6 separate regions of the Mus musculus genome follow, and all the other regions are linked to region 1. Evidence: chromatin loops called from intact Hi-C (ENCODE). Cell type or tissue: heart. All regions are shown on one strand. Region 1 holds the start of Irs2 (insulin receptor substrate 2). Region 2 holds the start of B930025P03Rik (RIKEN cDNA B930025P03 gene). Region 3 has its middle 19 kb from the start of Gm32330. Region 4 holds the start of Gm2814 (predicted gene 2814). Region 5 has its middle 17 kb from the start of 3930402G23Rik. Region 6 holds the start of 3930402G23Rik (RIKEN cDNA 3930402G23 gene).

What was found. Peaks named below come from ENCODE experiments on the same cell type or tissue, not always from the same donor. Only the 100,000 strongest peaks of a DNase experiment are listed, where the experiment ranks them.
Region 2: it touches region 1 in a loop (2.7-fold over the local background); 10 of 42 quality-filtered maps call a loop at or near these places.
Region 3: it touches region 1 in a loop (3-fold over the local background); 3 of 42 quality-filtered maps call a loop at or near these places.
Region 4: it touches region 1 in a loop (4-fold over the local background); 7 of 42 quality-filtered maps call a loop at or near these places.
Region 5: it touches region 1 in a loop (2.2-fold over the local background); 7 of 42 quality-filtered maps call a loop at or near these places.
Region 6: a loop joins it to region 1, with 2.4 times the contacts of the local background. A loop is called at or near these places in 12 of 42 quality-filtered maps.

The regions. Positions count from the first base shown.
Region 1 is chr8:11,004,337-11,009,336 of GRCm38, reverse strand. It overlaps Irs2 (insulin receptor substrate 2), which reads left to right and starts at 408. Exons shown (of 2, transcript NM_001081212.2): 1 at 408-4,867. The coding sequence starts at 907. It overlaps 9530052E02Rik (RIKEN cDNA 9530052E02 gene), which reads right to left and starts at 1,487. Exons shown (of 5, transcript NR_046017.1): 1 at 1,326-1,487. In heart, a CTCF peak has its summit at 2,147 (motif pointing right); DNase peaks (open chromatin) are centred at 326, 1,236, 2,186, 3,266 and 2 weaker places; H3K4me3 peaks cover 5,000 bases; H3K27ac peaks cover 5,000 bases.
Region 2 is chr8:10,877,559-10,882,558 of GRCm38, reverse strand. B930025P03Rik (RIKEN cDNA B930025P03 gene) reads left to right here and starts at 105. Exons shown (of 6, transcript NR_040705.1): 1 at 105-147; 2 at 2,574-2,777; 3 at 3,472-3,556. In heart, a CTCF peak has its summit at 3,013 (motif pointing left); no DNase peak of the experiment used is centred here; H3K27me3 peaks cover 2,776 bases.
Region 3 is chr8:10,651,472-10,656,471 of GRCm38, reverse strand. No RefSeq gene overlaps it. Among named protein-coding and RNA genes, the nearest start is that of Gm32330, 19 kb to the left of the region's middle. In heart, no CTCF peak of the experiment used is centred here; a DNase peak (open chromatin) is centred at 3,021; H3K27ac peaks cover 3,045 bases.
Region 4 is chr8:10,897,300-10,902,299 of GRCm38, reverse strand. Gm2814 (predicted gene 2814) reads left to right here and starts at 1,749. Exons shown (of 2, transcript NR_166616.1): 1 at 1,749-1,957; 2 at 3,071-4,131. 4833411C07Rik (RIKEN cDNA 4833411C07 gene) reads right to left here and starts at 2,378. Exons shown (of 3, transcript NR_102285.1): 1 at 2,149-2,378; 2 at 1,794-2,035; 3 at 1-695. In heart, no CTCF peak of the experiment used is centred here; DNase peaks (open chromatin) are centred at 209, 1,009, 2,389 and 3,019; H3K4me3 peaks cover 914 bases; H3K27ac peaks cover 3,425 bases; H3K27me3 peaks cover 1,356 bases.
Region 5 is chr8:10,943,323-10,948,322 of GRCm38, reverse strand. No RefSeq gene overlaps it. Among named protein-coding and RNA genes, the nearest start is that of 3930402G23Rik, 17 kb to the right of the region's middle. In heart, no CTCF peak of the experiment used is centred here; DNase peaks (open chromatin) are centred at 2,082, 4,482 and 4,838; H3K4me3 peaks cover 889 bases; H3K27ac peaks cover 3,084 bases.
Region 6 is chr8:10,924,761-10,929,760 of GRCm38, reverse strand. It overlaps 3930402G23Rik (RIKEN cDNA 3930402G23 gene), which reads left to right and starts at 1,304. Exons shown (of 4, transcript NR_135302.1): 1 at 1,304-1,492; 2 at 1,653-1,741; 3 at 2,240-2,476; 4 at 2,766-5,000. In heart, a CTCF peak has its summit at 2,956; DNase peaks (open chromatin) are centred at 1,100 and 3,054; H3K4me3 peaks cover 1,548 bases; H3K27ac peaks cover 4,020 bases.

The DNA of each region.
Region 1 (5,000 bases):
CCGCCCCCGTTCCCCCTCCGCGGCGGAAGCCTGGGGCCAGTTAGTGGGACGCGAGGCGGGAGCACAAACCCCGCACCCGCCTTCTCCACGGCGGGCTTCCCGCCTTGGGTGGCATCGCCCCCGCCCGCATCCACAACGAGCCCCTGATTAATGAGCCCGGCCCGGCCCCCGCCGAGCCCCGGCCCGGCCTCGGAGAGGGGGAGGGAGGGGACGGCGGGAAACGCAGCCCGGTGTCGGTCCGCCTCCCCCCCCCCCCCGTGCCTCACGCTCATTGGTCCGTCTCGCTGTCCGTCGGGGAACGCGGCGCCAATGCAGGGCTGCGGGGCGGGGCGTCCGCGCGAGTGTGCCTGCGTAACGCAGAGTCACGTGTTGTTTTGCTCTTAGTTCAGTCACTCGGTGCGCGATGTGTTACTCACTGTGCGGCGGGGACCGCGACAAGCCCGGGTCGTCGTTGGTGGCAGCAGCAGCAGCGGCAGCAACGGCAGCAGCGGCCCCAGTGGCAGTGTGGGCCCCGAGTGTCCGGACGCAGACCGTCGTCGCGCAGTGCAGAACGGTGGCAGCAGACGGGCCGCGCGCGTTCTAAGCTCGGCCCCGCGACTCGGGGACCCCGACTCTCGACCCAGCCAGCCAGTCCCCGGGCGCCGCCCGAGAGCCCGGGAAGCAGCGGCAGCGGACAGTCGAAGCGGGGGGGTGGCCATCGCCCGCACCGAGCATCCTTCGGAGCGGCGGAGGGCCCTGCGCCACCGAGCCGCGCGCGCCTCCTAGCCCACCGCCTGGGCCCGGGGGACGCGCGCGCGTGGCCGGGCGGCCGGGCGACGGGTGGCGGGGAGCCGCCCCCGCCCGCGCCCCTCGGCCCTCGCCATCCCCTGTTCGCCCAGCCGGGCAGAGAGACCTGAAGCGGCGGCGATGGCTAGCGCGCCCCTGCCTGGGCCCCCCGCGTCGGCGGGCGGGGACGGCCCGAACCTCAATAACAACAACAACAACAACAACCACAGCGTGCGCAAGTGCGGCTACCTGCGCAAGCAGAAGCACGGCCACAAGCGCTTTTTCGTGTTGCGCGGCCCCGGCACGGGCGGCGACGAGGCATCCGCGGCTGGGGGGTCGCCGCCGCAGCCTCCGCGGCTGGAGTACTACGAGAGCGAGAAGAAGTGGAGGAGCAAGGCGGGCGCGCCGAAGCGAGTGATCGCGCTCGACTGCTGTCTGAACATCAACAAGCGCGCGGACGCCAAGCACAAGTACCTGATCGCCCTCTACACCAAGGACGAGTACTTCGCTGTAGCGGCGGAGAACGAGCAGGAGCAGGAGGGCTGGTACCGCGCACTCACCGACTTGGTCAGCGAAGGCCGCTCTGGCGAGGGGGGCTCGGGCACCACCGGAGGCTCTTGCAGCGCCTCTCTCCCGGGCGTCCTGGGCGGCTCAGCGGGCGCCGCTGGCTGCGATGACAACTACGGGCTCGTGACACCCGCCACGGCCGTCTACCGCGAGGTGTGGCAGGTGAACCTGAAACCTAAGGGACTGGGCCAGAGCAAGAACCTGACTGGTGTATACCGCCTATGCCTGTCTGCGCGCACCATCGGCTTCGTGAAGCTCAATTGCGAACAGCCGTCGGTGACGCTGCAGCTTATGAACATTCGCCGCTGCGGCCACTCGGACAGCTTCTTCTTCATCGAGGTGGGCCGTTCGGCCGTCACCGGTCCCGGGGAGCTGTGGATGCAAGCCGACGACTCGGTGGTGGCGCAGAACATCCATGAGACCATCCTAGAAGCTATGAAGGCACTCAAAGAGCTCTTCGAGTTCCGGCCTCGCAGCAAGAGTCAGTCGTCCGGGTCGTCAGCCACGCATCCCATCAGCGTGCCGGGCGCGCGCCGCCACCACCACCTAGTCAACCTACCCCCTAGCCAGACCGGCCTGGTGCGCCGCTCGCGCACTGACAGCCTGGCGGCCACCCCCCCAGCAGCCAAGTGCACTTCGTGCCGGGTTCGTACGGCCAGCGAGGGCGACGGCGGCGCGGCAGGCGGGGCCGGGACGGCAGGAGGCAGGCCGATGTCGGTGGCAGGGAGCCCCCTGAGTCCCGGGCCGGTGCGCGCGCCCCTTAGCCGCTCGCACACCCTGAGCGCCGGCTGCGGAGGCCGCCCGAGCAAAGTGACTCTGGCGCCGGCAGGGGGAGCCCTGCAACACAGCCGCTCCATGTCCATGCCCGTGGCGCACTCACCTCCTGCAGCCACCAGCCCAGGCAGCCTGTCCTCCAGCAGTGGGCACGGCTCGGGCTCCTACCCGCTGCCACCTGGCTCCCACCCGCACCTGCCTCATCCACTGCATCACCCCCAAGGCCAGCGTCCGTCCAGCGGTAGTGCCTCCGCCTCGGGCTCCCCCAGCGACCCGGGTTTCATGTCCCTTGACGAGTATGGCTCCAGCCCTGGCGACCTGAGAGCCTTCAGTAGCCACAGGAGCAACACACCCGAGTCAATAGCGGAGACCCCGCCAGCCAGAGATGGCAGTGGGGGCGAACTCTATGGGTACATGAGCATGGATAGACCCCTGAGCCACTGTGGCCGCCCTTACCGTAGGGTCTCAGGGGATGGGGCCCAGGACCTGGATAGAGGACTGAGGAAGAGGACTTATTCCCTAACCACGCCTGCCAGGCAGCGGCAGGTACCTCAGCCTTCCTCTGCCTCTCTAGATGAATACACTCTCATGAGGGCCACCTTCTCTGGTAGTTCAGGTCGCCTCTGCCCATCCTTCCCTGCGTCCTCTCCCAAAGTGGCCTACAACCCTTACCCAGAGGACTATGGAGACATTGAGATTGGTTCTCACAAGAGTTCCAGCAGTAACCTGGGGGCAGATGATGGCTACATGCCCATGACCCCTGGGGCAGCCCTTAGGAGTGGTGGTCCCAATAGCTGCAAGAGCGATGACTACATGCCCATGAGCCCCACAAGCGTGTCTGCTCCCAAGCAGATCCTGCAGCCACGCTTGGCAGCGGCCTTGCCCCCTTCCGGAGCAGCCGTGCCAGCACCCCCTTCAGGGGTGGGCAGGACCTTCCCAGTAAACGGAGGTGGCTACAAAGCCAGCTCCCCAGCGGAGAGCTCCCCAGAAGACAGTGGGTACATGCGAATGTGGTGTGGCTCCAAGCTGTCTATGGAGAACCCAGACCCTAAGCTACTCCCCAACGGGGACTACCTCAACATGTCCCCCAGCGAGGCAGGCACTGCAGGGACCCCACCTGACTTCTCAGCAGCTTTGCGTGGAGGCAGTGAAGGCCTCAAAGGCATCCCGGGCCACTGCTACAGCTCTTTGCCCCGCTCTTATAAGGCTCCCTGTTCCTGCAGCGGAGACAATGACCAGTATGTGCTCATGAGCTCCCCTGTGGGCCGGATCTTGGAAGAGGAGAGACTGGAGCCCCAGGCCACCCCAGGGGCTGGCACCTTTGGGGCAGCTGGTGGTAGTCATACCCAGCCTCATCACTCAGCAGTGCCTTCCTCCATGAGGCCGAGTGCCATCGGTGGCCGCCCTGAGGGCTTCCTGGGCCAGCGATGTCGGGCAGTGCGGCCTACACGCCTATCGCTAGAGGGACTGCAGACCCTTCCCAGCATGCAAGAGTACCCTCTACCCACAGAGCCCAAGAGCCCTGGCGAGTACATCAACATTGACTTTGGTGAGGCAGGTACCCGTCTGTCTCCGCCTGCCCCCCCACTACTGGCATCCGCGGCCTCATCTTCTTCACTGCTCTCAGCTAGTAGTCCTGCTTCATCCCTGGGTTCAGGAACCCCAGGCACCAGCAGCGACAGCCGGCAGCGCTCTCCACTCTCTGACTATATGAACCTGGACTTCAGTTCTCCCAAGTCCCCCAAGCCTAGCACCCGCAGTGGGGACACAGTAGGCTCCATGGATGGCCTTCTCTCTCCAGAGGCTTCATCCCCATACCCACCACTGCCCCCACGTCCTTCCACTTCCCCTTCCTCCTTACAGCAGCCTCTGCCACCTGCCCCGGGAGACCTATACCGCCTGCCTCCAGCATCAGCTGCCACTTCCCAGGGTCCCACTGCTGGCTCCTCAATGTCCTCCGAGCCTGGGGATAATGGTGACTATACCGAGATGGCCTTTGGTGTGGCTGCAACCCCGCCACAACCTATCGTGGCACCTCCAAAGCCAGAAGGTGCCCGAGTGGCCAGTCCCACATCGGGCTTGAAGCGGCTAAGTCTCATGGATCAGGTATCTGGGGTGGAGGCTTTCCTTCAAGTCAGCCAGCCCCCTGACCCCCACCGGGGTGCTAAGGTCATCCGTGCAGACCCACAGGGGGGACGTCGTCGCCACAGTTCAGAGACCTTTTCCTCTACCACCACCGTCACCCCAGTGTCCCCATCCTTTGCCCACAATTCCAAGCGCCACAATTCGGCCTCTGTGGAAAATGTCTCACTCAGGAAAAGCAGTGAAGGCAGCAGTACCCTGGGAGGAGGTGATGAGCCGCCCACATCCCCAGGACAGGCACAGCCCTTGGTGGCTGTGCCCCCAGTGCCACAGGCTAGGCCGTGGAACCCCGGTCAGCCCGGAGCTTTGATTGGCTGTCCTGGAGGCAGCAGTTCTCCCATGCGCAGAGAGACCTCCGTGGGTTTCCAGAACGGCCTCAACTATATCGCCATCGATGTGAGAGGCGAGCAGGGGTCCTTGGCGCAGTCTCAGCCGCAGCCAGGAGACAAGAACTCCTGGAGCCGGACCCGTAGCCTTGGGGGGCTCCTCGGCACCGTCGGAGGCTCTGGCGCCAGCGGAGTGTGTGGGGGTCCAGGCACTGGAGCTTTGCCCTCTGCCAGCACCTATGCAAGCATCGACTTCCTGTCCCATCACTTGAAGGAAGCCACAGTCGTGAAAGGTGAGGCCCTTTGACCTTGAGGATGGGGGAGGGAGAGTGGAGTATTGGGTGGCTTTGGATGCCACTCTTACTAGTGCTTCCTTGGCTTAATTGCCAACCGGCTGCCTGGGCCTTCTCCCTCTTGGCTACCATG
Region 2 (5,000 bases), 130 kb after region 1:
TAGTCCTCAGGGAAAACAAGACCGGACCTCTAGACATCCGGTTTTTGCATGCCTCCCATTTAGTTAACAGCAATCTGTTATGTACTCTCAGTGGCCACACACACACACACACACGCCATTCTAGAACAGATAAGGATGGTCGAGAAGGTGAGGAGACACGAATCAAGTGGGTAATGTGTGGCTGGAGGTGTCTGTAGTGGGGGTGGGGAGCTGAGCATGACTGAGGCAGAGGATATAGAGCCAACTGCAAGAAGCAGTGAGCCAGGGTCCAGCCTGGACAGCGCTTACTCGTCCACCTACCATGGCTCACACCTAACTACCTGTAGTGTTCACTCCTATGCCGACTGTATGCATGCATGAGGGGTGGGTATGAGGGGTGGGTATGAGGGGTGGGTATGAGAGGTGGGGATGAGAGGTGGGTATGAGGGGTGGAAATGAGGGGCAGGCTCTGCAGCAGCTAGCATGCTCACTTCTGTTCTCTGCTGTAATACCTTGTTTCTACTCAGGGTGTGAGTAGCTCTTGTATTGGACTTTAGTATAGTCAGGGTTGTTTATTTTTCTTCTTCCTTTTCTCCTTCATTTTGTTGTGTTTTTAATTAACTGATCATAATTGTGCACATCTGTGGGGTATAATACGATGTGTTGCAGAATGATTATGTCAGGTATATTAGCTTGTTTATTACTGTGAATTTGTCATTTCTCTGTTGGGAGGACATTTGTAAGCCCCTTGTTTAGGGCTTGGAAGATGCTTTGTAGGAAAGGGCATTGTGCGCTGCAAGATGAGGGTCTGGGCTCAAAAACCTTAGCACCCATTTAAAAGCTGTGTATGGCTGTGTGTGCCTGAACTCCAAAACTGGGAGGCAGGGATGGGCATGGCTGTATGTGCCTGAACCTCAATACTGAAAGTCAGGAACAGGTGTGGCTGTGTGTGCCTGAACCTCAATACTGGGAGGCAGGGATGGGTGTGGCTGTATGCACCTGAACCCCAATACTGGCAGGCAGGGATGGGTGTGGCTGCATGTGCCTGAACCCCAATACTGGGAGGTAGGGACAGGCATGGCTGTGTTTACTGAACTCCAGTATTGGGAGACAGAGACAGGCATGTCTGTGTGTGCCTGTGACCCCAATACTGAGAGCAGGGACAGGCACTCAAGAGCTTTCTGTACAGCCAACCTAGCTAGAACTTTTACATGCGTCTCTTCTCAGCTCACCGTTCTCAGGGTAACCCGAAGGGAGGCATAGATTTTACCGGCGGAATTTAACGTAGCACTATATCAAATGTGCTAGAATGTCCATTTCACATGTCACCTTCTATTTCCATCAAATGAGCAACCATATTGTCTCGGGGAGGGGTTGTCCTCCTCCAAGACTCCACTGATGTTTCAATCAGCCAGCAGACACATCCTAGCTACCATCTCTCCTTCGTCTATTGCTTCCCGGAGACTCGGGATGCGCACAGATAACTGTTGTCCTCCAGCTCACTGACCATGACATCACCAGGTAGGAAGATGCTCCCCTAGCTCCCAGATGGAGATATCCGGAGGCGTGGCTTGAAGTGCTCTGAAGCTGCCATCGGTTTTGTTTTAATCACCTCAGATTCTTTTCATGTGGAGATTGGATATGGAAGAGCCAACTTCATCTCTCCCTTCCTTTGGGGCCTCCCAAACTTTTGGTTCCTTGAAGCTGTAATTTGGGTACTGTCTGCCAACACGAAACATTAACCTCTGTCAGGGCCATCGCATCTCTGACTTATCCCCCCCCCCCACACACACACACACACACGTGATTTTTTTAATGCTGTTTTCGTTTTGCAGAACTTGGGAGAACACCTAAGCAAGGTAACTTACAAGCTGTGGGCTGGGCAGCTGTGCTGAGGGCAAGTGTGACAGGAGAGAAGCGGGGACTGGGCAGCTAGAATACTTCCGGTCCTGAATACTGAAGGTCAGCAGAACGCACACACGTCGGTGCTGTCTGAGTCCTGGGACCTCTGGGCACCATTTTGTTCTGGGAGGCTGCTTTTCTTTTGTGAGACCAGCACAGTTGAGAACACAGCGTGGAAAGACACACATTAGTAAGTGAGGTTTTCAGGGTTCAGTTCAGAGGCTGAAGTTTCAGGCAGAGCGTTGCTGGAAAGCCATTCAGTGCACGCATGGCTGAAGGAGAGAGAGGGTGGCTCTCTATCCCTAGAGACAGAGATCTCTGCAGAGACCTCTCACTTTCCACATTGTTTTTATGCATTTCTGAGGCTGCTCCATGCCAAAAGGGCTGGATCTAGGATGCGCTTGACTGTCTCCTGGCTTCAGTTTTCTGAGGAGGATAGACCTTGTTCCTCTCTGAGTAGGGTAGAGCACTCTTTACAGCTGGTGTTCCTTGGCGGCAGAAATGCTTGAGCAAGTTGGTCACAACACTGTCAGAACCGCTTTTGCCCTCCCCTGGCTGTGGTTGCCATTCAACAACAGAATAGGAAATTTTCCAAGTGGTTTTGTAACTCTAGCCGTACATGAGGCTGTTTGAGCCCCTTTAAATCACTTCTTCTAAAGTGACATGATTTCATTTATCTCATTTATACAAAGGTCACCGAGCACATAGCCAGCTAATGAATGGGAAAGTGTGAAGAACTTCAGACCGCACCAGAATGAAAAGGCACAGCCTGAGGATGGCAGGCAGGAATGTCAGGTTTTAGCAGAACTCCCGACAATCATTGTGTTCTGTTGGTCCCCATGCCCACCTGGTCCTGCCAAGCCTTCCCGTATCTGCAATGGGAATATCTGAACCAGGTAGGCAAACTGTGAGTTTGAGCATTCCTAGCTGTGTGTGCTTTCCTGCCTGGACTTCGGACTCCATGTAAACTGTGTGCTCCTATCTGTGTACAAAGGGCAACAGATTCTGGAAAACAAGTCAGACTTGCCCCTGTTTACCACAAACCGGCCAGCTAACAAGTGAAGGGTTGTGAAACTGGGTATTCCAGGTCACCTGTCTACATGCATCAGAGCAGTGGCCCTGTGGAGATGGAGCCATCTTCTGGGGAACAAGGAGCTGCTGGGCTGTGGGATATATTGTATATCACCTGCTCTGATGGTGTCACGAGCTTTTACGCTCAGGTCTCTCGCTATGAGAATGGAAAAATGACCTTAAAATGAAGTCTGCAGGTGAATGACTGGGTCAGTTTGCTGTTTCAGAGATTTCTCCGTTTTTTTCTTATCCATCGTAGTAGACACAAGCTGCCTTCAAAATTGTAGACATTGACTTGCTTGGCAAAGCTAGTACATTTGTATGTCTTTCAAAATCATCACATCGAAAGACTATTGATTGGCTCTGACGTCAGCTGTACCTGGGGGTGGCAAGCATTGTCTCACAACATCAGGGCTTTGGCCAAGGATGAAAGGGAAAAGACAGATCTTCAGCAGGGCACTACTGGGGTACTTTAAAATAAATACTTTAAAAAAAAATGTGTTGTTTTCCTTTTAGAAGAAAACTGGAAATCATTTCAAGGAAGTATGTATCAAGTGGAGGCAGATGCCAGAGTGTCAGAACACAGCTTACGACCCTGGTGCAGGTGTGTACCTCATCTGCAGGGCTTTCCTACCATGTCACCAGTGGGGAAGATGGAATGGTCACTAGGATCCATCTTATGTTTACACTGAGTGTATGACTCAGCCTGCAGATCGTCCAGTGACATGTTTTCTCAAACTTCAGGACAGTGGCAACAGGGGCAAGACACCTCTGCCTTGTGACGGATCTGGGGGAGCATTTCAAAACCGGCTGCAGGAGGCTCACCCAGCTGTGTGTGTTGGGGGGGGGGGGTAAGGCAGCCATGAGAACATTCTCCTCTGCAGGTTCACCTTTCTCTCCAGGCCTCTTCACTGCTTCTATCCAAGATGTGAGCACTCATTCCATCCGTCCTCTGCAAGCCAAGTTCTACTGCCTCTGGCTGGCTCGCAGTTAACAGCCCATGCTCCTGTGCACAGTAGTTACATTCTTTATAGGTACCTTGGACAGTGGGTTTGGTGACTCACAAACCACAGTTGCCAGGGCAAGTAAGCTCTTCTGAGATCAACACATTTCTACCAACTGCTAGCCAGGCTTGCGTGCATACTTCTGTTTAAGGGTCTCACATTATGTAGTCGATAATTGAGGCCCAAATAAAATGTCTTTAACATGTACACATTCTCTGGGGTTACTTCAAAGTCTTCTTGCTCTTGGAGAAATTGGGCTGCCCTCTGGTATCGTGTGTTTGGGAGCTGTTTTCAATTCCAAAAGCACAAAGAGGTGAACTATTACACTCCCCGAATAGAAGGTGCTTATGTTTGATACGAGAGAACTGAATTAGGCATTGTCTTGCTTGTGCTTGCTGGGAGCGTGGGCATCTAAGGAGCATCCATATTCAGTGGCTGGGCCCCTGTCCTTGAACTTTACAGGTAGCACTATCCTAAGCTCAAGGGTGACCTGTCTTCGGTCCTTTAGAATGGCCACTTGCCACCTGCCTTGCTATGTAGACAAGCTGCGAGCCTGAGTTTGTGACGAGTCTCACTCAGTCTCAGAAGCTGACCTCCACTCATTGCTTGAGACCGGTTGACCTAGAGTTTTCATGTCTGTAGACCCCTCTTCTGTTTTGGTGCTTACAGATGCTGTCTATCATCTTGCAGCCATAATTATCTCCATAGACCTGCTTCCGAGGCTTTGCCTGACTCCACAGTCCTGGGCACAAGCCAGTAAAGACCAGGATCTTGAAGTCTGCTATATCTTGGACTTTGTAGTTTTGGACATACAAATAAGTTTCAGAGGTTAGACAGCTTAGTACAGATAGAATGGAGGACCAGTTAACCTAGTTTTATAAAACTGGGGTCACAATCTTGTACTGGGTCATGTAGGAGCATCTGGGGGGCCATGAAAAAAATTGGGAACAGTAAAAGATTTCTAAATATGCAATGGCCAAGAGTTAATTCAAAACCATAATGTCTCTGAGGTGTTTCCATGACCTCATTGCAGCCTTGGTTCTG
Region 3 (5,000 bases), 350 kb after region 1:
TCCTCAAGTGTCTCCTGCCAAGACCACAGCTCTGAAGAGGAAGCATAGTTAAATCACAAACAGCATCTTCAGGAAAGAGTGAGCGCTGCTGTGAGATGCAGCTGGGTTTGCGTTTCCTCAGGAGTGCTGTTTAGATGTCTGCAGGTCTTCGTGGGGGGGGTCTATCTGGCCAGGAAGGGGAGGTGTCCGTTCCAGTAAAGATGGCTGCCATCCAATCGGTGTCTCATCTCAATATATCTTAGCGGGAAGTGTTCCTTCCTGTTCACCATTCCTCAGAGCCAACCAAAGCGCAAGCTGCTTTTCAGGAGAGTCATATTCCAGAGTCGAGGAGGATGAACTCCACAAGAGCCAAAGTTGTTACAGAGTGGGCTTTGTACAGAAAAACAACAATCATGTCAGATGACATCTAAGTATTCTTCCTGTGTTAGTCAGGATCTCTAGAGAGAGTGAACTTACATATATATATATATATATATATATATATATATACACATTCTATAATAATTTTATGTATATAGTATAATATATGTATGGGGAGAGAGCAAAATGTCAAAATTTGAAAGCTCCTTTTCTGCATTTATATACCTTTCCTTTCTATACCAGAAAGTATGTCCCTGATTAAACTTACATCTTCCCATCTCAAAAAGTCTAGATAAAAAGTGGGTCTTCCCACTTGGAAAGATTTAATTAAGAAAAAACTCTGTCATAGATGTAGCTAAACACTTGCACTTTTAGTTAATTCCAGATATAGACAACCAAGAGTAGCCATCACAAATTCACCCCCTGTCAGCTCGACACACAATCACATCTTTGTGTCATGCTTAATTTCCAAATGAAAAGATAATCATGTCATAATGACACGATGTGACTATCCCTCATACAAATGTGTTATAAATGTTGGACTATGTGACAATGTCCCTTCAGGAACATTCTTTAGGTATCTCAAAAGTTAAATGTGATAGCTACTCAACAGTTATATAACACGATAAATCAAAGAAAGAAAATATAAACATCTGTACAAACACATTCTTAACAAAATATGACAGAAACACTCATGTCAATTATAATCTTTGTTTGTGCAGCTAGTCACGTGGCAGATGAGGCCAGTTATCTATGACAACAAGGCCGTGCTCTGGAGCAGTTCACTTGGTAGAAACGGCATAAGCTGCTGGCATGACACTCTGTGGTATGGGAAGGTTTTATTGTGAATGTGTGGGAGAGAAAAACCACAAGCATCTGAAGAGCCCAGAACAGAGACAGCAAGAAGCAGACTAAACACAGTCAGTGGTCAGCAGACTTGACATGGCCAGCGCTATCTGTGAGAGCGGAGAACGGCAGGAGATAGGGGACAGAGAGAGCATAGAGAGTGGCAAGGGTTATGAGGAGGGGGAAGAGCTGAGAGGAGGGAACGGCCAGGAGCTGGATGGTGTTTAGGCTAGAGAAGAGGTAAGAAGGAGTAGGATGCTAGCGTAGACTTTGCAATGCAGATGCCACAGGCATGTTCCTTTTGCTGAAGGGACTTCTGCTCTTTCTGGCATGTACATTCTTTAACTGGCATTAAAACCCACTTCTTCGGGATTCTAGAGTATACTGAAGACCAGCTGAGACATCCAGCCTGGTAGACTGAACAACTGAACAACTATTGTGTCTGTCTGTCTGTCTGTCTGTCTAATCTATCTATCTATCTATCTATCTATCTATCATCCATCCATCCATCCATCATCCATCCATCTGTGTATGTATACTTTTGGTAGGTCTATCTGTCTGTCTATCTATCTATCTATCTATCTATCTATCTATCTATCTATCTATCTATCTATCAATCATCCATCCATTCATCTGTGTATGTATACTTTTGGTAGATCTATCTATCTATCTATCTATCTGTCTGTCTATCTATCTATCTATCTATATATCTATCTATCTATCATCCATCCATCCACCCATCTGTGTATGTATACTTTTGGTAGGTCTATCTATCTATCTATCATCTATCTATCTATGTATACTTTTGGTAGGTGGAAATTAGCTTCACAAGTCCCTGAGAAATACTGGCTTTTATCTAACTACTAGAAGTCTGCCTATGGTCCAGATTAATCTCATTTCTGGATATGTGGCTTGCCTTTTGGAGTTTAGAGACTGGAATGTCCTTTGGACATGCCATTACAGCCTTTGTTGATGTTAAGTGGCAACAATAACCTTGAATTGCTTCAGTGACAGGGGTGGTCTCCCTGGATTTGTTTTTCCAGCATTTGTAACCATCTCTTCTACCTTCTGGCATGGGATAGCACAGTAGTGAGGAGGTGGCCGCAGCACACATGCATTTTGTCTCTCCCCTACACAACCACAAGCTGACTTCATCTCTGTTCACTAGAAGTTCGCCTCGGGTATTCAGAAAAGTGGCACAGATTCTGAGGCTCACCTTTCCTTCTGGCTTTCTGGCTTGTGGCATGGACTCTGTGTCTTTAACTCTATTTCCAGACACTCTGATTCTATGAAAGTCAACATGTTTTAGTAGCTACTGTAATTATCATGTCCGTGTGCACTCAGCATTTCCAAACACGGCTGGACACATCACTCCCTACATGACTACGATGACTCTTGTGTTTTGTAAAGAAAGTGGCTGTTTATATGTGTAAAGGTACTTGTTCAGGGTCATCTGTCTAGGAAGTAGCTTGACATGTAAATTTAGGATTTCTGACTCTGGCTACTTTCTGACTCTTAGGATTTGTGAATGGTCCCACAGTCCACAGTCAGGATCTTGCTGCTGAGAAAGTGGCCATTAAACTTAGAGAGACAATCCTCTCCTTTAGGGGAAGTGATGCAAGCAGGGTTTCTGTGAAGGATGACTTTAAATGGACCTACGCAAGCCCGGTCAGGTGCTGCACGCCTCGCACATTCCACAGAGTCCGATTACACAACCTGCTTTGACTTTCTCCTCTGAGTAATTTCAACCATTTGTGCTCACATGTCCTACTGAGGGGTTATGTGCGAGCCTGGATGTTTAGTTTCATGATAGACCGGGATTCCTTCCTGTGTGGAAACAGGCAGGCCAGGCCAGGCTAACCCCATACAAGGCCTTGGGCTGCTGGCACTTCTATTGTGTTGATATTCTATTTACAGGGATCCCAGGCCTTACATAACTTGTATTTGCCAATGGTGATGACGGCTTTCCTTATATAGCTCGTGACCCAGCCCCATAGTGAGCAATGCCACATGCATTTTCTCCCTTAATCCAAAAACCTTGAATATGCTCCCTGATGTAATCCCATAGATTTTGTTTTGGTGTCTGACCCGAAGAACCAAATAGGTGGAAATGACTCTGACTTTTCTGTTTGTCTTAGCACATCCAAGTATGGATCACCACCTATCTGGTCCATGGCCCCCAGGAAACAAGCGTCACCTTGTCCCAAATCCCAGACACACAATCAACAGCAGATGAAGCACATGCAAATCTACAAATTAACAAACACAAAACTTCACGGAAACTTCAGTCTTATGGGCTCTGTTTCATCGGAACATTTATGCTTTAATTCCTAAGTTAAAAATACAGAGGCCAAATGTTATTTTAAAGAAATTTAGAAAACTGTAGTTTTGATGCAAACACGTTTTATTCTCTCCAGCATTCATAGTGGCCTGTCAGTAATTCAACTCAGGAACAAAGAGACACCGGAGCTTTCACTGACTAAAGCATCTCATTCAAATCTCACGCATTCGCATCTGAAATGTAAAATCACACAAACAAACAAACAAAAACTAAAAAACAAAAAACCACACCGCTCTTTGTGAACAGTGTTTGTTTTTAACACAGGCAAAAGAGAGTTTACATTTTTGTAATTTTGTATGTAAATATATATCTATAACTAGAAGGGAAATGGGGCTGAGAGCTCTTGAGGCTGCTACAATGGTCGCTCTTGCTTGATCTTACATGTATGCCTCCACACATCCCTCCATAGAAAGTGCCTGGAAGGGTTTCCCTTTGCAAACCGAGTTCTGTGTATTTCTTGCCTTCTTGAAGCAATGAGGTTGAAGATAAGTCCCAGAGTGGATGAAACTGGACTGTTGTGAAAATGTTCCATGTCGTAGAAAACGACTCTTAAAAATGTTCTTCAGTAGACTCAAGATGAAGAGAACAGGCCTGTGAAAAACCAGCAGCTGCCTTGGTTCTGACAGGGCTCCTTCTCTTGGTCCCCCTTGAGCTTGTGATTCTTTCCATTAGGGTTCCACTTGTGTCTTTGGTATGATACAGACATGGAAGAAAAGGGACAAGGCATTCCCATTTGGGTGTCTCTAAAGCCTTCCTAACACAGTTGGTCCACTTTGCCAGCTTGTGCCTCTCTGCTGTTAAAGGAGGTGTGTGCCCTGTGCTTGATAGATCCTGCTGAGCTCAGGACCTTGTGAACTATTACAAGTTGGAGTTTTACTTGAAAAATAATGCCCGGATTAACTCAAGGAACTTTCGAGAAACCACTTAGTTCCCTCAAGTCAGCCATTCAGATTTATACGGTGTGTTTGAGAGTTCCCTGCTAATGAGCGCTTAGCAGTATTGATCTGTGAAACTCCCAACCTTACCTTGACTAAATCCCAGAGACAAGAGCGTCAGGCTAAATTTGGCAACTGCTTAGACAGCTGTAGAAAAGGAGCTTGATCTCTACAGAAAAACCGTCTGCTGGACTTTGAGCTTTGAAGCCGGAACCCTGAGGGGGGAGGGGGATATGTTACTGCCTTACAGGCCTGTGGGCATTACCTCATATGTGTAAAACTATCCAGCCGTGCTCCACTGTACCCTGTGAAGACACGCTCGCTCGGGGAATGTTAAGCTTGGGAAGACCTGGATTTGTGACTAGAAGAGCAGTGAAGTCAGAGACCGGTGGGGACACTGAGGAGGGAGGGAGGTGGCACATGACACCATTCATGTTTCTAAAAAGGTCCCATGACTTTAAAATGTTTCACAAAGTACATATTTTAGAAGAAGCGTATTCCGAGGGCACCTGTTAAAC
Region 4 (5,000 bases), 110 kb after region 1:
CAGGAACTTCCAAGGTGAATAGGATGTGGGAAGGGTGAAGACCTGGGACCCTGAGGCTGCAGCTGGCCAGTTGAACCGCACATGCCCAGTGAAGGGATGTGAGTGACGGGTCAACATGGGATCTGAGGTTGGGTGGCAGTGTGGGCTTGCGTAGCCTATTCAAGGGACTCTTTATGGCATGTGGTCTCATTGTGAAGAGTGACTCTGCCAGAGTGGTCAGGTGGCAGCATGTAGGTTGGGGGAGTGAGTAGCACTTACATAAGGAGACTGTTTGGGCATAGCTGCCTACATGTGAAGAAACGGGTAGATGGCAGGGCACTGGGTCCTTAAGTCAGATGATCAAACTGTGACCTTCACCAGTAGCTGGGAGAGGCATGAAGGATCCTCTCCTAGGGCCGTGGAAGTGTAGGATCTTGCTTATACCTCAGACTCAGACACGAGGCTCCTAGAACTGTGAGGTAGGTGATGACTGTCATTAGAGACACCGGGGCATTACCCTTCATGCCATACCTGGGAACTGACAGGGGGTGAGCAGAGGCAGGCACCTGCATGCTGAAGCGACTCGGCTGGCATGAGACAGCTATAAGCAGAGCAGAGAGGGCTCTGGCAGACAATGGAGCTGCCCTGGCAATGACCGCTCGTGCTTTGGACTGTCAGAGGCCACTATGAGGTAGACTGTTGTACCTCAGATGTACCTGTTGAGAATAGAGGCAGGGGATGAGTGTGAAGCTGGATACACAGTGGAGACCACACACAGCTTACCGGGCTGAGGCCATCTTTCTTTCTCTCTCACCACAGAGGCAGACACTCAATAGTCTCAACTGTGATTGGGCATCTCATGAGCCCACAGTTTCCCTCATAGGAAGTAGGCATTTAATTTAGAGGACCTACCTTGGGTCAGGCCCAAGCTGCCTTGAGCCCTCCAGAATTTGAGATGCAGCTTCCTCTATCTCTGCCAGAGTAGCTGTGGCCCCACCCCCTCCACCCCTGCACCACCCAGTGCAGTGAGACTGTTTTGTGGGCAGTCTTCGGACCGCTCAAAGCTCTCGACTTCCCACAAGGAACTTGGAAGCACATTTGTGTGCACCTAACCCTTTATCACAGCACATGGTTCATTTGTCTGCAAATTTCTTCCAGTTTCATGTCTCAAGGAAGTTCTCTTTGAGTTGGGTTTCTGGTTATTTGAGAAGTTCCACCAGCTGACCATGGTACTTTCCAGACCTCACAGGAGAATCTTTCTGGTAGGGTTTATAAGGTTCTTGCCTTGATACTTGGACAAACTGCCTGGCGAAGCAACTTTAGGAAGCAAAGATTTGCTGTGGTTGACAGTTTCAGAGTCAGTCCACGCTGGTGAATAGCTCCTGGGCCCGGTGAGGTGAGGCAGCTATAAGCTGCATGCACAGTAAGAAACCAGGGAAGTCTTCCTTCTTTCTCTCTTTCTTTCTTTCTCTCTCTCTTTCTTTCTCTCTCTCTCTCTTTCTCTCTCTCTCTCTCTTTCTTCCTTCCTTCCTTCCTTCCTTCCTTCCTTCCTTCCTTTCTTCCTCCTCTCCTCTCCTCTCCTCTCCTCTCCCCTCCCCTCCCCTCCTCCCCTCCCCTCCCCCCCTCCCCTCCCCTCCCCTCCCCTCCCCTCCCCTCCCCTCCCCTCCCCTCCCCTCCCCTCCCCTCCCCTCCCTCCCTCCCTCCCTCCCTCCCTCCCTCCCTCCCTCCCTCCCTCCTCTCTCTCTCTCTCTCTCTTTCTTTCTTTCTTTCTTTCTTTCTCGTCTGATACCCATACTGAGCATGGATCTTCTCACCTCGATTAACCTGATATAGAAACTGTCTCCGTGACATGCTCAGAGGTCTGTTTCCATGGCGATTAAAAATCTCATCGAATTGACAATTAAGATTGACTTCCACCGAGTAAATGAACTCAGGAGACGTGGCTCAGAACCTCCGTCCCGGCTGTGGCCTGATTGAGGTGGGTGCTCTCTCTGCTAGGTCTCTCCCCACTGTGGCCTTGGTCACCTCCTGTCCCTCCTTGCTTATCCGCCATAGTCTGTGGGAGTGAATAAGGAAAGTTAGTAATAGCTAACAGACTGATTTATTTTTTTCTAGAAACAGACCACCAATCAGCTATAATTAAAACCAAACAAGACTCACTATATTTACCGTTATTTTTTAGAATCTCTGATGACTTTTCTTCGCATCAGCAGCAATGTTCCCTCTGTCAGTTGCCAGAGGCCAGCCCACGTGCTGTGTCACAGGCAGAGGTCTGCGTGGCTTCCCGGTTTTCCTTAGCCTGCCGCTTTCCCCAAAGACAGAAGAGCGTAAAAAAAAATCGTCAGAAAGTGAGGAAGGGCCATTCCCCTGCTACCTGGAATGGCTGCTGTCCTATTTCTGGAGACTTGGATAGGGACACCAGTGCACAGAGAAAACAGAGGCAGTTACATAATCACGGCCGGACCAAACAAACAAACATGTCAGACCGTTGCTTTTTCGGTGTTTGTGGGGACCTATTGCGCAATCCAGATTCATTGCGCTGACCTTGCAGCTAGCGAGTGAAAATCCCACTGAAAACAAACCAGCCAGGGTTGAGCTGAGGGAGGACAGGCGAGCAAGGGGAGGGGAGGGGAGGTCATACAGTAAACAAGCTCCTGACCCCACCTAGCCTTCCTCCTCCCAAAGTGTCTGGAAAAATAAATGATGCTTCCAAGATTACAAACCTAGGAGCTTACACTCGGGGGTGGGGGTGGGGGCACGGAGGACACACACACGTGGCGGGGGACATGAAAGACATCATGGGGAAAGGAAGTCCAGGTCAACAATAGGAGAGAATCAAAACAAACCAAACAAAACACGTGGGTGGTTGACGGTGTTAAACAATAAATGAAGGGAAGCAGTGTCTTTGGTCCCCACCCCCAGCCTTGGCCCATCTGAGCACTCTCTCCCCCAGGAGCCGGAGTCCTGGGAACGCTAATGCGAAGCACAGTGAGCTGGTACCCTGTGTTTCCTTTGCGTCTGAACAGCACAGACTGCTATCAGGCTATGAAAAGAACTAGTCTGTCAATATGTCCTTGTTTTTCTCTACCAGGAAGGAACACTTTCAGAAACCCAAAGGACCACAGCTGCCTTTTGTCATCACGCCTCTGGGAACCCAGACTTTGGAACCCACAGCCTCTTGGGGGAGGGGGCACAGGCAGCTTAGCCTGTCTGACCTCCTGCTGTGGTCCACAGCACCCTGCTTGGATGGGTTTCCTTGAAGCCCACAAGTCCCCGTCCTGAGAATACATCAGGCAGAAGAAACAGTTGACTCTGCACCACTCGGAGGAACACACACTTCTTCGGCTCAGTAAGAGATTTAAGCCGTGGTGGTGGCTACACCGAGAAACCCTGTCTCGAAAACAAAACAAAACAAAACAAAACAAAACAAAACAAGAGAGAGATTTAAGACAAGGTGATAGGCCACACAGGAGATCTAGGCCACCTCATGATCCCTTTTCTGGAGCTGTATGACTGACATCTCTCATACTTGGACAGCCACATTACCCAGGACTTATAACTCTCCTGGGAGTTTGGGGGCAGAGGTGAGCAAAAGCTGCTCTGTCTCAGTGTGGGGCGAGGAGGAAAGCAATGAAACCCTAGTCTGCCTTCTGCCATTGGCCCCGTCTACGAGGTACCCTTTCACCTCAGCCTTCATAGCTTAAAGAAAGGAAGGAAGAATTGGTGACAAGCTGTTGTGTGTTCTCACTACCTGGAGTGGACCAATTAATTGTTCAAGGCTCCTAAAATTATGTAAGAAAAAAATACAAACCCCACCCCTCCACATGCACACACACATACACGTGCACACACATGCTCACACACCCACACACATGCACACACATGTGTGCATGCAAACACACATGCATGTGCACTCACATGCTCACACACATGCACATACATGTGCATGCATACACACACGCATGTGCATACACATGTTCATACACTCACACACATGCACACACACACATGAGTACACACACACACACATGCACATACACATGCAAGTGCACACATACACACATACACACATCAATTTAGTGATTTAAATGCATGCTAAATAAATGACAGTATTTATTCTTTATAAAAACCCTTTAAATACAGACTAAAAGGAAAAACAATGGAAAAGAATCATTTGGTATATTTCCCCCACATATATTGCCTTCTTACTTGTCTGTACACATTTTAACTTTGGCCAAGAAGTCTGTCCCCCCTGCCCCCGCCCCCGCTTACTGCTCATCAGGCAGCATCCTCAGGCACAACAGTCATGAGGGCAAATGTTCTTCATGGGATAACTACTGTGAGACATGGTGGCTCTGACAGTGTGTCACGCTCACATGGGCCTTAGAAAGGACAGTAGACCACTGTCAGAGCCACAGCGAGCTATTTCTGGAGATGTAATCCACTTATCCTTAAGAGTTGTAGGAGATAGAGAGCTATGCAAAGTCTGGTCTGCGCGGCTCTCATGGACAGTGTGGCCATAATCACAGGAGAAGTTAAAGACAGACTTGAAACAGGCAATTATTGCAATGCAAGGCACGCATGATTAACTAGGAGATGAATTATTCAGGGAAGGCTGCTGTGGGAATTCAGATGAGGGAGACGCAGTGGGCAGTGCTTGATCCAGGAAGCCCTCATGGGGAAGAGGCACGGACTGATTCTAATGCTGGCCAGGGTTGGGATGAGCTGGGAAAAGTCATAGACAAGGTAAAATGTATGTTGCAGGCTTGAGAGGTTTTCTAAAATATGGAGTTTGTGGAGTAAAAAGATTGGAGCCCTACAATGTAAAGACTTCTGTCTAAGATGTTTGTTTTGAAATGCTAAGGGACATTATTCTTTTTATCCAAAGGGGAAGGAGAGAATGCTGAAGGCCTTCAGATGGCTTGTTTTTCCTTTACTTTTCTGAAGGAGACCCACTCCAGCAATGCCTGTTGTGCACACAGAGTAGGATCAGACCCACCCAGCTTGGCTTCCATGGAGCA
Region 5 (5,000 bases), 61 kb after region 1:
AAACATCTACACATAAAGGAAGTGGAACGGGATTTTGAAAAGAATTCTTTGTTAAGTGAAACAAGATTGTGTACGGAGGTTAAAAGGGGAAGATGGCACGGCGGGTCTCTGTTTAGTATGGTTAGTGTCAGTGGAGATGAATGCACTTGTGGAAGAAATTACTAAGAAGACATAAGAAACAGGAGAGAGAGGTCCTGCCTGGTGGGACATACCTTTAATCCCAGCACTGGGGAAAAGGGGGCAGGGGCAGGGGCAGGTGGATGTCTGAGTTCAAGGCCAGTTCAGTCAACATAGAGTGTTCCAGCACAGTCAGGATATACAGAGAGGCCCTGCCTGGAGAGAAAGCAACAAAACAGAAAGAAACAAAACAAAGCAAAACCAAAAAAACAACCAACCAACCAATACAAAGAAAACAGCAGAGAATCTGAAGGTACAAAGGTCATGGAAGATATCACAGTAAAGTTAAGACGGAGCCAGTGCTTGCTGCTGGTGGAGACAGTTGCTTAACAGTCAGACCACTGAGTCAAGCAGGCTGGCTGGTGACTTGTTTGGAGCCTCATGTTTCTGCCTTTCTCACAGAGGTAATGTAATCCCCCAACTTCTTCTTTGTAACTTATTTTATTTTACTTTATTATTTTCGTTTTTCTAGACCTGGTTTCTCCCATGTAGCCTTGGCTGTCATGGAACTCACGCTGAAGACCAGGCTGTCCTCAAACTTATCTGCCTGCCCCTGCCTCCTGCGTGCTGGTATTAATTTAATTGATAATCCTTGTTTAAAACAAAAAGAGTTGGGAGGCAGAGACAGTCGGATTTCTGAGTTAGAGGCCAGCCTGGTCCACAAAGTGAGTTCCAGGACAGCCAGGGCTATGCAGAGAAACCCTGTCTCGAAAAACAAACAAACAAACAAACCCCCCAAAAAAACCAACCAACCAACCAACCAAAAGACAAAAAAGAGAGGGCGGAGCATCTCTCTTTGCACTGAGGCTCGATGTTTTACATTCTTAAGTTTATGTCTTAAGAATAAACCCCCTCCCCCTCCAGATCCCCTTCTACTGCACAGCTGGCTTCAGCTGAATGAGGTTACTTAGTTGTTTAGCTGCTATTGTTTTAAGGCGGTGTGTGTGTGTGTGTGTGTGTGTGTGTGTGTGTGTGTGTGTGTGTGTGTGTTAGGGGGTGGCCCCTCCTTGTCAGCCCATGCTCATGAAGCCTGGAACCAGGGCAAGGAGTTAATCTGTGCGCGAACTCCCTGCTATTTGTGGCGCAGTGGCCCAAGGCAGGAGTTTGAGACTTGTTCTACATATCATAGGGGCTCCACAGAGAAACCCCTGCCTGAAAATATCGAGAGAGAGAGAGAGAGAGAGAGAGAGAGAGAGAGAGAGAGAGAGAGAGAGAGAGAGAGAGCGCTCTGCGAATCTCCCTGACCCTCAGGGACCACACAGGTGCGACCCTTTTGGCTTTCCAGTCCTGGCTGAACTTCAGCCTGCCTGCCTTTACTCATCTGTTTGATCCTCTAACCATCCCCATCAACCGTGGTATCTGATCTGTCCTTTGCTGACCCTCTTGCTACGCGTCAGAGGACTTTTTTTTTCCCTATTCCTTTGTCTGATTCGTTTTGCTTTTAAACGTAGGTTTTTTACTATTGTTGGCCACAGAGGAGGAGGCCACTCTTCTGGGCTGCCCGGTGCCAGAGAAGTTTTATTTTGCTCGCTCCCCTTGGCTTTTGCTGTTTTCCCTTCTTCTTTCTCGTTCCTTCTCCTCCCCCTTCCCTGCCTGTAGCTGCAATTTCTTTATGGGTGCAATTTCCTCAGCTATCTCTCTGGCTCAAATGGGGTGTTTGATTTTTATTTGTTTCCTCCAGGGCCGGCCCTTTCACTTGCTGCTCGCAGTCACTATCAGCTTGGCGAGTTCCTCTGTCTGGGATGGCCTTTGCTTCGGTTTTTATGAATGGAGGGCCGGGCTGCTTTGCGCAGGGCTGGTGCCGGTTCTCTGCCGCGCGTACACATCTGTTTCCTGTGCAGCCTCTTCCTTGAATGGCAACTGCTGCTGTTCCGCAGTGGGCGAGGCAGCAGGAAGGCCTGGGCCACCTCCCCACGCCTGCCTGGGCCAGCTGCCAAGACAGGGAGGGTTTTCCCTGGAGCTGATAAGTGCATTACGGAGACTTCCTGGCTTTCTTGGTTCAGGGCGGCCTCGTGGCCTCAGTAAAGGTTCACAAGAACCCAGGCCAAGAGAGAGCTTCCTCCCTGTGCTGTGCAGATGCAGTTAGCAGCAACTCCCCGCAGCCACCTTGTGATTGGTGGTTTAGCTGCTGTCGGCAGAACCCATTCATGAAAACAGAAAGGGAACAGGTTTTTTTTTTTTTTTCATCTCTAAATCTCTGAAACTCCTGCTTACTGAGGGCGTTTTGTGTGCTGGCTTCTTAAGCTTTATGGTTTGGAACTGAAATGTCCCTCAGGCTCAGCTGCCAGCTGATTTGGGGGAGATGACTGGATCTTCAGGGCTGTGACCTCACTGGTGGCCTCATAGCTTGGTGGCATTGCTGAGAGGCCATGGAAAGGAGGTGGGTTCTTCTTGGAGGGAATGGGTCTCTCTCTTGTCTCTGGCCCTCTCTCCCTGTTCGCTGGCCACCATGGGCTGGGCAGCTCTACCCTGCCCCACACTCCTGTCATGATGTTCAGTCTAGGAGTGACAGAGCCTAGGGACCATAGACTGAAACCACAAGAAAGTAAATTCAGTCCTTCTTTGTCATTCCCCACCCCGTGTGTGTGTGTATGTGTATGTGTGTGTGTGTGTGTGTGTGTTTGTGTGTGTGTGTGTGCTTGCATTACATGTGCACACGTAGAAGCTGGAGATTGATGCTGCAGTTCATCCTTGATCATCTTGTTATCTTTTTCATTGAAGGCAGAGTCTCTCAATCAAACCCAGAGCCTGCACATATGTCTGCCATTGGGAGCCAGCTTGCTCTGGCTATTCTGTGCATCAGCCTCCCCAGGCTGGGCTTACAGCAGGCCACCACACCTCTCTGTCATTCTCTGGGAACCTGAATTGCATTCCACTCCTGTGGCACACATACTTTAGTCCCTAAGCCACCCTCTGCAGCCCCAAACTTCTCCTTCTTCCGTTCTGTGCATCAGGCATTTTGTCACAGTAAAGAAAAGTGATTACCACCCTGGGGATTGGATTGGACCCCCTTGCCGGCGTCTTCTATCCACACTGTTTTCCTCATGATCTGCACTATTTAATTATGGCAACTGCTAAAAATTTGCTTTGCCAAGATAGAGCCTCATGGGCAGGATGCAGGACACCCCAGTATCAGTGACTGGTGGACCCAGGGCATCACTCCAAGTGAGTAGAGCTGTCTAAGAACAATGTGTTTCCCTGGAGACACATGGCTGCCCTGGGTGCACAGCAGCGCCCAGGGAGGTTGTTTGTTTGTTTGTGGGAGTTACCCCAAGCATGCAGCATGAAGCACACCCATCTCTGTGTCTGGTTCTTCTTCTTGAGCTGAAGTGAAGGCCTACTCTCTTTACAGTGAGCTTGCAACCCCACTGAGGAGTTCATCTCAATCAAGAAACAGAATCTGGACTTCATCTTGGGAAGAGCTTCTCAGAGCTTCCACTCCATAGCCCCTCCCACTTTCTTTTATATATTTTTCTTAGAAAGCAAATCTGGAAAATAAGTAAAATGGCATCGTCTGCTCGGAATCCCTGTTACTTTCTGGACTCTCATTGTTGGGGGCGTTAATCAAGTTAATTCGTAGCATTTTTTTGATGGACAGAGGTGGATTAAGTTCTGTACTTTATTCTCTTGTTTTCTGTTTTGATCGACTTGAATCCCAAACCACACACACACACACACACACACACACACACACACACACACGAAGAGTCAAACTGCCACGGTTTTTTGTATGCTTAGTATAAGAACTTGAAGCTTGAAATGGGCCAAAGGCTTGCTATGCTCAGGACCCAGTGAGATGGGGAGGAAAATGAGTCCTCCCAGGTATGGATGACTGAGAACAGAGAACACACAGAGTACAGCTCCCCTAAGATGACCGTGATTCCTAAGGGAGAACGGAGGTGAACAGCGCAGAATTATCCATTTACTAGGGCCAATAGGCATGCATTCCTTGTCAAGGCTGCCTGGGCCAGATAACCTCGAAGGAGGAAAACTTGTTGGGAAAAGTGAGGGACCTGGAAGAGAAGCCTCTTAGAATATTACTGTAGGTCTCAAGCAGAAAGAGGGCTCAGCAACAGCCTCTGAGGATCAATTTCCTTCTCTTCTCACTTGTGCCTTTCTGAGAAATGGAATCTACTATGGAATGGTAGCTCCCCCCTCCCCGACCCCCTAGTACAGAATCCACATTCTTCCTTTCTCATCTGTGATGCTTTGGGACTTAAAGTTTACAAACCTTCCTCCTTCAGAGCTCCAGGATTCAGCTGTGTGGAGATGGCTCAGGGCCAACAGGGCGTTTGTGTCTAAATTTCCAGATGTCTCCTGAGCTCACATAGGCCTGGCCTTGGTGGGCAGCTGTGTCGGCTCTTGGTGATGTCCCCTTCTGCAGTGCCTGTCTCTCCTCTGCATATCTCCCATGCTTGACCCTGTACACTCACCTCTACCATTTATTTTCCTTCTTTCCCTATTCCCCTCACTGGTACCACCCTGCCTGAGGCCTGGCTTTTCCTGCAAGTTTCATATATGGAGACTTTCCAGAGTGATAGCAGCCTAATCCCCACCGGAGAAGCTCCGAGGAAGGAGCTGTCTTTTCTGTGGCCTCAGATGTTCCCAGTATGTTCAGAGAAACTTCCCAATCCCTGGTAGGAAGGCTGGAGAGGTCCCTGGCTGTGGCTAGCAGATGCACAGGCTGTCTGGAGTCCATTCCCATGACACTGTTAGGACCCTATCTGCTCTCTCCTCCAGAAACAAGCATCCCCGCTTCTACCAACACTGGATGGGCTCTGATTCTTTGAGGCTTCGTCTTTCCTGTGCTGCCTCCGTTCCTG
Region 6 (5,000 bases), 80 kb after region 1:
GTGTTTGGCTCTTGACTTTGGTCAATCTCTTTGATGGATCCTTCTAACTTTACTCAGTGTCTTGATTGTGACTAATTGATGCCTTAAGACACCAAATTCGTAACGTAGTGTACTGTTCACCAGCACAGCACTGCAGTTATAAAGCATAACATGTTTGTTTACAAAACAAATAGAGTTAAAACATGTAAGGCCATTGCATACCTGGATTCATATGCAGTTGTAGGAACAACACGAATCGACCCTGTGCCAAGTTTCTCCCAAGGGGGAGGGTTTGGAAAGCCATGGCACACAGATAGTACACAGGTTGTGCAAAGGGGCCACACTGTGGGTACCTGTACCTCGTATTTGGTTCTCTTTCCTGTGTGGGTTCACTTATCCGGTGTTCTGACAACACCAAGCCCTATCACACACACCCCCCTCCCAATCCTTCACTCCTGGAAAGTGTAATATGTCTTACACTTCTAAAATGGTTTCATTTTAAAAGTAGTGACCGAGATGGGTCTAGAGAGAAGTCTCAGTGGCTAGAAGGTTAAGCACACGATGCTATTCTTACAGATGATCGGGGTTCAGTTCCCAGAACCCACATCAGGTGGTTCACTGCTCCTTGTAAGCCCAGTTCCAGGGGATCCAAAGTTGTCTTTCAGAGTGAGTTCACAGGTCTTAAAGGACCCAAGAGGCAAGGCTGGGAATGTCGGGGAGCTGGAAGTTTCTGGCAGGGTTCCCACTGTCCTGGGAAGTGCTTTGTCTCCTTCTTGTCAGGGCAGCTTGGATGCCTTGAGAACAGCCCAGGGGACTGCCTGAGCTTGGGGAGAGCTGAGGCTCCATTGTCTACTGGCACCCCCCTTTCCTTTAGGCTTTCATCACAGACTCAGGGTGGTACTCACTAGGCCATCAAACTGTCTCCCCCTAGGTCTGTCCTAGGTTTCCAAGCAACAAGGAGATGCTTGGGCTTTTCCGCACTGTTTACGGAGGTGGACATCTGGGACGAGAGCCGAGGGCTCTGCCGTCATCAGGGCTCGGACCGACGTGCACACCCTGGGACGCAAAGCCAGCTTACCCAGGTTGGGAAATCAGCTTGTCCACAGAGCCAGATCCCCCTGGCAACGATCCCTCCCCTATAGACAGAGAAAGGCAAAGCCCCTGAGAGGAGCTCAGCGGAAAGTACATTTCATTGAGCCGGGGCTTGGTTACAAAATAGATAAACTTGCACCGTTTCCAGGCCAACGGGATTCAAGCTGCCGAGATGTTGACCAAGTTGGCCCTGCCTTCTGGAAGTCTCTGGCTCCACCGGAACGAGCTGTTTCATTGGGATAAGACCTCAAAGGGGAATGTGTGAGTGAGCCAGGAAATGAGTCGAACCAGGTCCCCCCAGAACATTTGATTGTAGTCCTGGGCATCCATCCAAATCCCAGGGGCCTTTGCCCCAGAAGAGATCATGGCTTACTGGTGACGCTGAATAGAGGTCATGAGCACAGTGTGACGAAGAAGCCAGGTGGGAGTCCTTGCTTCGATGCCCCTCTATAGGTTTTGTTACCTTTGTTAAGACGTAAATCATTCGATGTGGTGGGACCCGGCATGACTGTTTTCAGACTGTTCACAGAGCTGTGTAGTTGACACCGCAATTCAGTTTCAGAACGTTTTCCTTTTATCAGGCCAGGAGGAAACCCTGCATTCATGAAGTCACCCACAGTTCCATCTACTCCAGCCAACACCAGGATGCTTCACACCCATGGACGTGAAGGTACGTGGATTCGATCCCTTATGGGTGATTCATGCTTGCCTCCTGTGCCAGTGTGTTTGTGACTGCGTAATATTTTTGTACCTTCATTTTTAAAATCAGAAGTACAAACAACAAACGATCAAACGGAAGATGGTGGCCTTGATCATGCCAGCCCTGACGTAACAATGCCTAACTATAGATCACAATCCCTTTTGTGGCTTTGTTGAGTACCCCTTATTCGTTTATGCTGCACCTGGAGTTCACTCTCCTGCTGCTTGAGTGTGCTTGGCTAGCACTCTGGACTGTGTGTCTGCCACAGGTCTGCTTTGTCAGGTTATGTCTTTGGCTCATGAGTTTCTGAGCTCACTGTTGAGGGTTTGGGAGCATCTGGGTCTTGGGCAGTTCCAGTGAGAGGCTGATTATGCGTGTGGCTGTGAGTTCTTGGACTCAGTGTGAGAAGACTCCATCTTTAGCTTCAACTATTTGTTGAGAGAACACATCTATGTTCTCCCTCTATAGAGCTGCAGTCCTGTCACCCAAGGAACTGAACTGAGTAGCCAATGGCTCCATGCCACTGACAATTTATGGCGGAGGCAAGGATTCTACTTGGACATAGCAGGAGCAATACTAAGCCAGTGCCACCTCCCAGTGAGGCCTCCCATGGGCTCAGTCAAAGCACAGTATCATGGAGCCAAGTGGAGGACAGGCAGAGTCAGCCTGTCCTGTGAGTCCCAGTGGATTCCCTGGGTGGCAAAGGTACTACCACACGTTGCAGTTAGACCCTTGGGAGTCTCAGAGGAACTAACACGACCTCACTTTCCCCCAGATGTAGGGCTTCAGGAGCCTGCATAGAATACAGGAGGGGAGGGTGGAGCCCTCAGCACAGGATACCCAGCCTTTATGTCTCACGGGGTCAGGAGAGCAGGGTGCACAGGATCCTTGCTGCAGTAGCCTTACATTTCCCCATGAAGCTTGCAGGAAATTTGCAGACTCCCTAGTGTTGTGTTCCCTGCTCTCAGACCCGTTGTTGCCTTTCTTGCTACAGAACCAGGAACAATCACCGAGCTTGCCTCTGGGAAATCTGAACCAAGACATCCAGGAACCTGGACATGGATTGAACTATCTCTTCATTGTCAGTTACCACTTGCTAAGCACATCACCCCCAGATCTGTGTGAGGGGGTCAGGTGTGCTGGGGTGGAGAAGACAACACAGAGCAGCCTGGGATGGGAAGTCAGTCTCCTGGTGGTGGGAGTGGTAGATGCTTGTGGTTGTGCTGTCTCCTTTGAGTAAAAACTCCAGCTGCCAAGTGCTGCCTAGCCTCTGATAGTTGGCAGAGGCTCCTCCTGGCACCATGTGGGATGTGAACTTCCCCCTCAATTCCTGGATTTATTTTGGGATAATGGGCTGTGGAAAGGTTACAGAAGGCTGAGTCTGGCCTGAAAATGAAGCTCCAGCCATGGCCAGAGGAACATGGGGCTGAGGCTGACTTAGAGTCTGCCTCCTCTGAAGAACAATGCTATTTGAGGATCCATGCAGTGGCCACTGTCAAAGTGGTGGGGGATATGATGTCCTCCTTGCTCCCACTTCATCCCTGTGGCAGGAGTACCTGTTTAGGGGGGCACCCTCTCTCTCTCTCTCTCTCCTCTGTAGTGGGTGCTTTGGAACAAGTTGCAGACTATCGAGGAGTCGGAGTCGTCGGAGTCGACCTGGGGCTGTGTTCTCAGGGCTGCTCAGTTAGCACAAGAGGTCCTGCGGAGGAAGCACTAGCATCCCCCAGGCTCCCAGAAGCAGAGTCTGGGAGCAGTGCGTCACTTCAAAGGGCTCCCCCTCCCTCAGTCTGCTTTCTCTGTAGCAGAGGAGCCTTCCAGGCTCCCAGGCAGCTAAGCTGGAGGGGCCATGGCAGAGTCAGTAGTTAATAGCTCCTTGTCCTTTCTGCACAGGATATTGTGGAACTCATGCTTGATTGACAGCAAGCTATTTGTTTCATTGTAGCTGTAGCTGCAGTCTACTAGGATATCAGGAGAGCTCCCCCGCCTCCCGCCAAAAGCCCTACCAGTTACCTTTCTGTGGTGATCAAATACCGGGCCAGAGTTAGCTCAAGGCAGGAAAGGTTGATTTTGGGGCAGTGCGGGGTACAGATGGCTGTGACGGAAAGGATACAGCTGTAAGGGCTCTTGGGGTCGCAGGAGTGTGAGCTTGCTTGCTTGCTTGCTCACATGCCCGAGAGGATTAGTCTGCAGAGAGCAGACAGGAAGTGGGACTGGTCCCCTCCTGAGAAGCAACAATTCAACCCCCACTTTCTCTGTCCCACCTGTGCCGGGAGCAATCACAGGAGCTTGCCAGCAGGGACCAGATGGGGTAGCGGGTCCTGGGGGAGTGACTCACCACAGTCTTCTACATCGTTAGACTTTAAATCAGAGCCTTTCAGGCCAGAGGGCCAGAGAACCGGATCTAAACACCCCATCCGTTTCCAGTGGGGAGTTAGTTTTCCCTGGCAACTTGAAGCCGGTTTGAAAAAGAAAAAAAAATTCAAAAGAATAGAAGAAGAAAGGTTAAGTTTTCAACCAGGCAAAGAGGCTCAGGTGACCTCCTCCAGTGTCAAACAAGCCTCCTGTGCAGCCCACCTAGGGGCTCCCTTTCCTTGAAGGCCAGTTATCAAAGGAGCCTTTGCTTTTGTTTTTAAACCCCGTTCTCGGTGAAGAAAGTGACTGTGCAAGGCGTCCCCCTTCCCCTGCCTCTGGGTGGGAAACAATTTTATTTTGACTGGCTGAATTTCGCCCCCCCCCCCACCCTTTAGAAGCTGCTCCTTTATCCCCAAATGTAAAATCCAAGCTTCAAAGCAAATCCTGCTCCAGTCAGTGCCAAATAAGGCAAGAACCCTCACAAAGCCGGGGTTTGTCAGGCCCTCTGGTCAGGTTTCAGCCAGGCTTCGGAGGGGCATTCCTGAAATAGTGCAGGCCGCCCATACCTCCAGGCACTTAGCAACACGACGCCTTTTGAATTTGCTTAAAACTATTAAGAAGTAATTAAGCAGTTAAAGGGTCTTTTTCAGCCCGAGCAGAGGTTGGGGAGGGAGTCGGGTTCAGTGAGAGGAAGCGAGGCCATTCGCTTTCCTCTGAGCTGACCTTGCAGCGTAACACGTTCATCCTGTATTTTTCTGCCACTGCCAATTTATGGCCTACAGGAAACTAATCTTGTACAATAACTACCTTCCTGTACTTAGTTCCTAAGTAGAGCCAAATGGATTTGGTGGCGGATGGGCTCCGCAGCGGTTCCCGG